Linked DNA regions of Homo sapiens: region 2 is linked to region 1. A link is an interaction called in ENCODE POLR2A ChIA-PET data of the cell type or tissue named here. Cell type or tissue: GM12878. All regions are shown on one strand. Each heading gives the region's core, and the rest is flanking DNA. Links, peaks and the distances in the headings are about the cores only.

Region 1 (2,912 bases), core at 239-2,738:
CCTTATTTGCAATAGCCCTAGACTGTACCAAACAGCCTACAATAGGTAAATGGTTTAAAAAACCTCTATGGTACATGCATACTATCGGATTAGTGGAATATTACTACTCAGCAATACATGGGAATGAACTAGTGGTTCTTGCAACAACTTGGGTGGATCCCAAGGGCATTCTGCTGAGTGAAAAATACCTCAAAAGATCATTTTCCATTTTTATGACATTTTCAAATGCAACAATTATCAAACAAATTAATAATTGCCAGGGGTTAGGGATTGGTCGGGGGGATACAGTGGGTAGGGAGGTGACCATAAAGGTGTAGGTAGATTTTTTTTTTTAAGATGGAGTCTCGCTCTGTCATCCAGGCTGGAGTACAGAGGCATGATCTTGGCTCACTGCAACCTCCACCTCCTGGGTTCAAGCGATCCTCCCACCTCAGCCTTCTGAGTAGCTTGGATTATAGGCGCCACCATTCCCGGCATTTTTTTGTATTTTTTTTTTAGTAGAGATGGGGTTTCAACATGATGGCCAGGCTGGTCTCGAACTCCTGACCTCAAATGATCTGCCTGCCTCAGCCTACCAAAGTGCTGGGATTACAGGCATGAGCCACCTCGCTTGGCCTAGAAGAAGGTAGAACTTGGCAGTGATGGAATAGCCTGCATTTTGATTGCAGTGGTGGTTATGCAAATCTATACATGTGATAAGTTGACATAAAACTATACACACATACCATCCTTTTTTTTTTTTTTTTTGGATAGTGTGCTATAGTTATGTAACAAGTAACCCTTGGGGCAAACTAGGTCAAGGTACACAAAACTCTACTATTTTTGCAACTTCCTCTAAATCTATAAAAAGTTAAAAAGTTAGTTGGGGAAAGGGTCAAGAGAAAGAGAACCATGGCTTAGATTAAGCTGAAACCTACCCCAGGCCATCCCTCAGGCCAAGCTTATCCAACCTGCAGCCTGTGGGCCGCATGTGGCCCAGCACAGCTTTGAATGTGGCACAACACAAATTTGTAAACTTTCTTAAAACATCATGAGTTTTTTGGATATTTTTTTTTTCTTTAGCTCATCAGCTATTGTTAGTGTTAGTGTATTTTATGTGTGGCCCAAGACAATTCTTCCAGTGTGGCCTGGGGAAGACTAGACCCTCCACATGGGTCCTAATTCTTGGGGGCCCTCAAACCATATCTGCTCAGGCATTTGCAGACAGGGAGCCTGATCTTCAGGCCTCCCCACAACCCTTCCAACGTGACAGCTTTCACTTTCTAAATCCTTTGGTACTGTCTATCTCCTAGCCCAGAGTTCTGCTTGTGAAGACATGAGAGACACTATTAAGCTGGGACCACAGGTGTGAACTACAAACGTCTTCAGGGTACTGGCAAACTGTCATGAAGACAACTGACAGAGAATGGACTTTAGGCAAATGTGGGAGCCAATTCTGTGGCCTGGCCTGGTCACAGGAGAAACTGGGTGCCAGCTTCTCCCATGGTCACAGCCACTCCTCCTCTTGTGTGAATCAGTCAGGGGTTCCTTTTTTTTTTTTTTTTTTGATAGGGTTTTGCTCTGTTGCCCAGGCTGGAGCACAGTGACGTGATCCTAGGTCACTGCAGTCTCAAGCTTCAGGGCTCAAGCGATCTTCCCACCCCAGCCTCTGAAACAGCTGGGACTGCAGGCGTGCACCACCATACCTGGCTATTTTATTTTATTTATTTTTAGTAGAGATGGGAGTCTCACTATCTTGCCTAGGCTGGTCTCGAACTCCTGGGCTCAAGTGATCCTCCAGCCTTGGCCTCCCAAAGTGCAGAGCAGGGGTTCTTCCAGCTCTCAGTGGGGCAGGCCCCAGGAGGGCCTCCCACCCCAGCCCTCACTGCGAGGAGGGAGCAACAGAGGATGAAGGGGAGGAGGGAGCAACAGAGGATGAAAGGGGGAGGGAGCAACAGGATGAAAGGGGGAGGGAGCAACGGAGGATGCAAGGGGAAATGACCAGCCCCTGAGGCCCTAAAAACACAACAACTTTGTCATGTCAAAATGGTTACTTAGAATAACATCAGCCTCAAGTTCCCATTCAAAATCCACAGAGAATCCACTCAAACATCATTATGAAAGGAGAGTGAAGAAAGTACCTATTTGTGGAACAGATCTTACCCTACTTGCTTTCTTTCAGCATGGCAGTGGAATTAAAGAGATATCTGCATATTCCTTAAGCTGTGTTTTGCTTTGTTTAAGGCAATTTGGGATAATGGGCTAATTCCTCCAAGAGACTGGCAGATGACACTAAGGAACCAGAGATTTGCCACAAAGCAAAGGAAACCGGAGCTCAGGGCCCCTCACTTGCAGAGCCCCTTCATGGTCTTGCACCTAATTTTGTCTGTAATTTTGTGTTCTTTTTCTAAAGAACCCTGAATTATAGAAGCTCCAGGCCCCACCATCTGCCCCTTCGCAGTTGGTTTTTATTTTCATTGGCTCCATATTGGGGGTCCCTTTTGTCTGGGGGGAAATGTGGGTCTTTCCATGGGTATGAGGAAGAAATGTCCACTTGCCTTGAGCTTCTCGGTGGCATCTTCTATCTGGGTTATGTTGTCAATGTGCTGCTGCTTCTTGATTGCCAGCTGCTTTAAACATTCTTGGCTGAGTTTCTGTACAGGAGGGAGTTAGGAAAAAAGTCGTAATACTGTCACTTTCCAAATAACAGGCCCCCCACAGGGGTCACCTCCTCTTACCCTTGTATTCTTTTCCAATGGAGGCATCTGAAGGTGAGGTAACTTGCCCAAAGTCATATGGCAAGTTGGTGGATGAGCTGGGACTAGGACATCTCTGATCCTCGGAGGTCCACATCAGGTATGCCTCTAATCTTGATTTGCACCCCTTCCTCACACTTTACTTTATCTAGGACAAGTCTTGCCTGTGACTTGCTT
Region 2 (2,912 bases), core at 271-2,770, 92 kb before region 1:
CTCTTGGTAATCTACCACCAAGCTTGTGGACTTCACCCCAACAAAATTGTAAGCGTTGTTAGGTTTTTGTGTAAGATTCTTGCTGTAGCGTGGATAGCTGTGATTGGTGAGTCAACCGTCTGTGGCTACCAGTTACACTGAGATTGTAACAGCATTTTTACTTTCTGTACAACAAAAAAGCTTTGTAAATAAAATCTTAACATTTTGGGTCTGTTTTTTCATGCTTTGCTTTTTAATTATTATTATTATTTTTTTTACATTAGGACATTTTATGTGACAACTGCCAAAAAAGTATTTTTAAGAATTTAAGCGAAATAAACAGTTACTCTTTGGTAAAGCCTAGTTGTATGCTTACATTTTTAAATTATACTCTCATTGTAAGCTCATGTTAAAACACCAAAGAACTGGTTTATTTGGCATTTTTATATTAGTAGTTGTTGAGGGGAATTGCACAAGTGTGTAGGATCTTTGAGCATTTAGATCAAATCCTCATTGATAACTGGGAGTAAATGAAGCATACTTTAAAAAATAACGTTCAAAATGGAATACTCTGGGGCCCTGAAAACCAGTAAAATGTTAGGTTCAAGTATTATGTGAATTAAGGGAAAGAAGATAGTGTAAAGCAAAAGGCCTTCACCAGAATCCCAAGAGATCTGAATTCTAGTTCTGGCTCTGCCACTGATTTTCTGTGTGACCTTGTGTTGACTCTGGGTCACCACCCAGTCTGGAAAATTGAAGGGGTGTGACCAAATGGCTTCTGAAGTCACTTGTAGCACTGATGTTCTGTGACCCTTGCTGACAGGAAGGTCTGAAGAGAAAAATGGGCTTTCCACTAGTCTGAAGCATGTAGGGTTTGACTGATGGGTGAACACAGTATGGTTTGTTGCCAAGACAGGCGTGAAAAGGGGGAATGACATGTGAAAAGCCTCACCAAGCAGTGGGTAGGCACTGCCTGAGGTCAACTCAGGTTTTCCATAAGATGGAAATTTTCTCTATTCTTACAGATCTTAAAGGGATTTGAGAAAGGAGGATATTCTGTCTGTATTCAGTGATTAACCGTTTAGCGAAAATAGATGTATGACTGCATTATCAATACAGTTTTTTATAGTGGAAGATTTAAGGATTGTTTCAGTAAATTTTAGCTTATAGCTGCTGGAATGAGTGAGGTTTTTGATGCATGTAAATGCAATATGTAAAATTGGAATCTAATTTGAATTTATAACAAGTCACAGTCTCTATGGAGCCCCCAAATACTGTACTTTAAAATCAAAATCTCCCATAGACTTTAAAATGGAGTTTCTTTTTTGCAAAGAAAATCCAAGAAAATTTGATTTCTGATTTTACAGGTATTACACATCATTTTCCCCAACCATAAGGCCATTTTGGCAAACCTTCAATACATTGTAAAATGGTTTCTTCTGTAGCCTAAGTGTGTCCTTAAGGTTTTGCTTATTTGTCAAATATCAAACACAGTAACTTTGAGTGATTATTTTTCCCGGTTTGTTGTTGTTGTTGTTGTTTTTAGTTGTTTTTTAAAGTTTACAGAACTTCCCAGTATCTACCAAGCCTGTAGGATATGCCAGGCTTATTGGCTGGGCAAAAGGGAAGGGAATTGGGTTAAAAAGACAAGCCAGCCCTTGGTGCTCATAGTAACTAGTCAGGAAGAAAAGACATCAACACAAGTAATATTTACTAGGACCTAGGAGCAAGAGGTTTAGGTAAGTTTTAGTGTAGCTCAGAGGCTGGAGAGATGGCACCCAACCTGGAGGGAGGGAAGCTTCTTAGAAAAGAAAGTACTTCAGCTGCACATGCAAGTGTGAATAGCGTCTATAAATAGGAATAGAGAGAGAAGGGAGTATCTTGGTGAGCAGAGGTTAAAGGTAGGAAACTGCTGAGTACAGTTAGATACAAGTAGATTTGACAACACATGAATAGATGATAATACTGGACAAGTCATTTGGGCTCTTGTAGGGGGCCTTGAAGGTCAAAGCCTTTTTGTGCATTATAGTAAAATATTGATGTCACCTGTATGTGGCCAGTGAAGATGCCTTTGACATGGTCCTCAGAGAAGCAAGCTGTTTGGTGATGAGGTCACACAGCAGACTATTTTTGGAGTTGTCTCCCATCTGAAGGAGAACATTGAGAGGGTTTGCTTCCAGCTTCTGCAGTAAGTTTAGTTATAAAATGTCTGAGCTGGGTGGCAGCTATGATGGGCTAGATGACTGGTCCTGACTAGCTGCTCCGAGGTTGGTGGAGGTGTGTTCTACATACACACCTACATGTGTGATACATTGGTATGCCATCTTTTTGAAGCTATTTTCTTTTTTCTTTTTTTTTTTTTTTTGAGATGGGAGTCTTCGCTGTCGCCCAGGCTGACATGTAGTGGCACAATCTTGGCTCACTGCAACCTCCGCCTCCTGGGTTCAAGCAATTCTCCTGTCTCAGCCTCCCGAGTAGCTGGGACTACAGGCGCCCGCCACCACGCCTGGCTAATTTTTGTATTTTTAGTAGAGACGAGGTTTCAACATACTGGTCAGGCTGGTCTTGAACTCTCCTGACCTCAGGTGATCCACCCACCTTGGCCTCCCAAAGTGCCAGAATTACAGGTGTGAGCCACTGTGCCCGGTCCATGGCGCCCTGTTTTCAACCTCTGCTCTTACCTTTAGTTCACTCCTCTTTCAGGAGTCCAGCACCTGAAGAATGATAGTGGCCAGCGTGGAAATGCACAAACCACCTTGTGTAAGATACTGCACCCTACCCGCTCCTGTATCACCACCACCAGGACTCCTGGTACATACTCCAGGACAGATACAGGAGAGTTGAGTCGTCCTGTTCCTGGCATTCCTATCTGGGCTACACTACCTACCCCATCGCCAGAGAAAGGTGAGACAGAAGCACAAAGTGGTTGTACA

Evidence for each region. Peaks named below come from ENCODE experiments on the same cell type or tissue, not always from the same donor. Only the 100,000 strongest peaks of a DNase experiment are listed, where the experiment ranks them.
Region 2: POLR2A ChIA-PET joins it to region 1 with 8 read pairs; 4 of 35 experiments call an interaction of 5 or more read pairs at or near these places.

The regions. Positions count from the first base shown.
Region 1 is chr9:98,107,352-98,110,263 of GRCh38, forward strand. TRIM14 (tripartite motif containing 14) reads right to left here. Exons shown (of 6, transcript NM_014788.4): 2 at 2,538-2,633. Among named protein-coding and RNA genes, the nearest start is that of TRIM14, 10 kb to the right of the region's middle. In GM12878, for the core only: no CTCF peak of the experiment used is centred there; a DNase peak (open chromatin) is centred at 1,380; H3K4me3 peaks cover 842 bases; H3K27ac peaks cover 2,500 bases.
Region 2 is chr9:98,015,607-98,018,518 of GRCh38, forward strand. It overlaps ANP32B (acidic nuclear phosphoprotein 32 family member B), which reads left to right. Exons shown (of 7, transcript NM_006401.3): 7 at 1-337. Among named protein-coding and RNA genes, the nearest start is that of ANP32B, 34 kb to the left of the region's middle. In GM12878, for the core only: no CTCF peak of the experiment used is centred there; no DNase peak of the experiment used is centred there.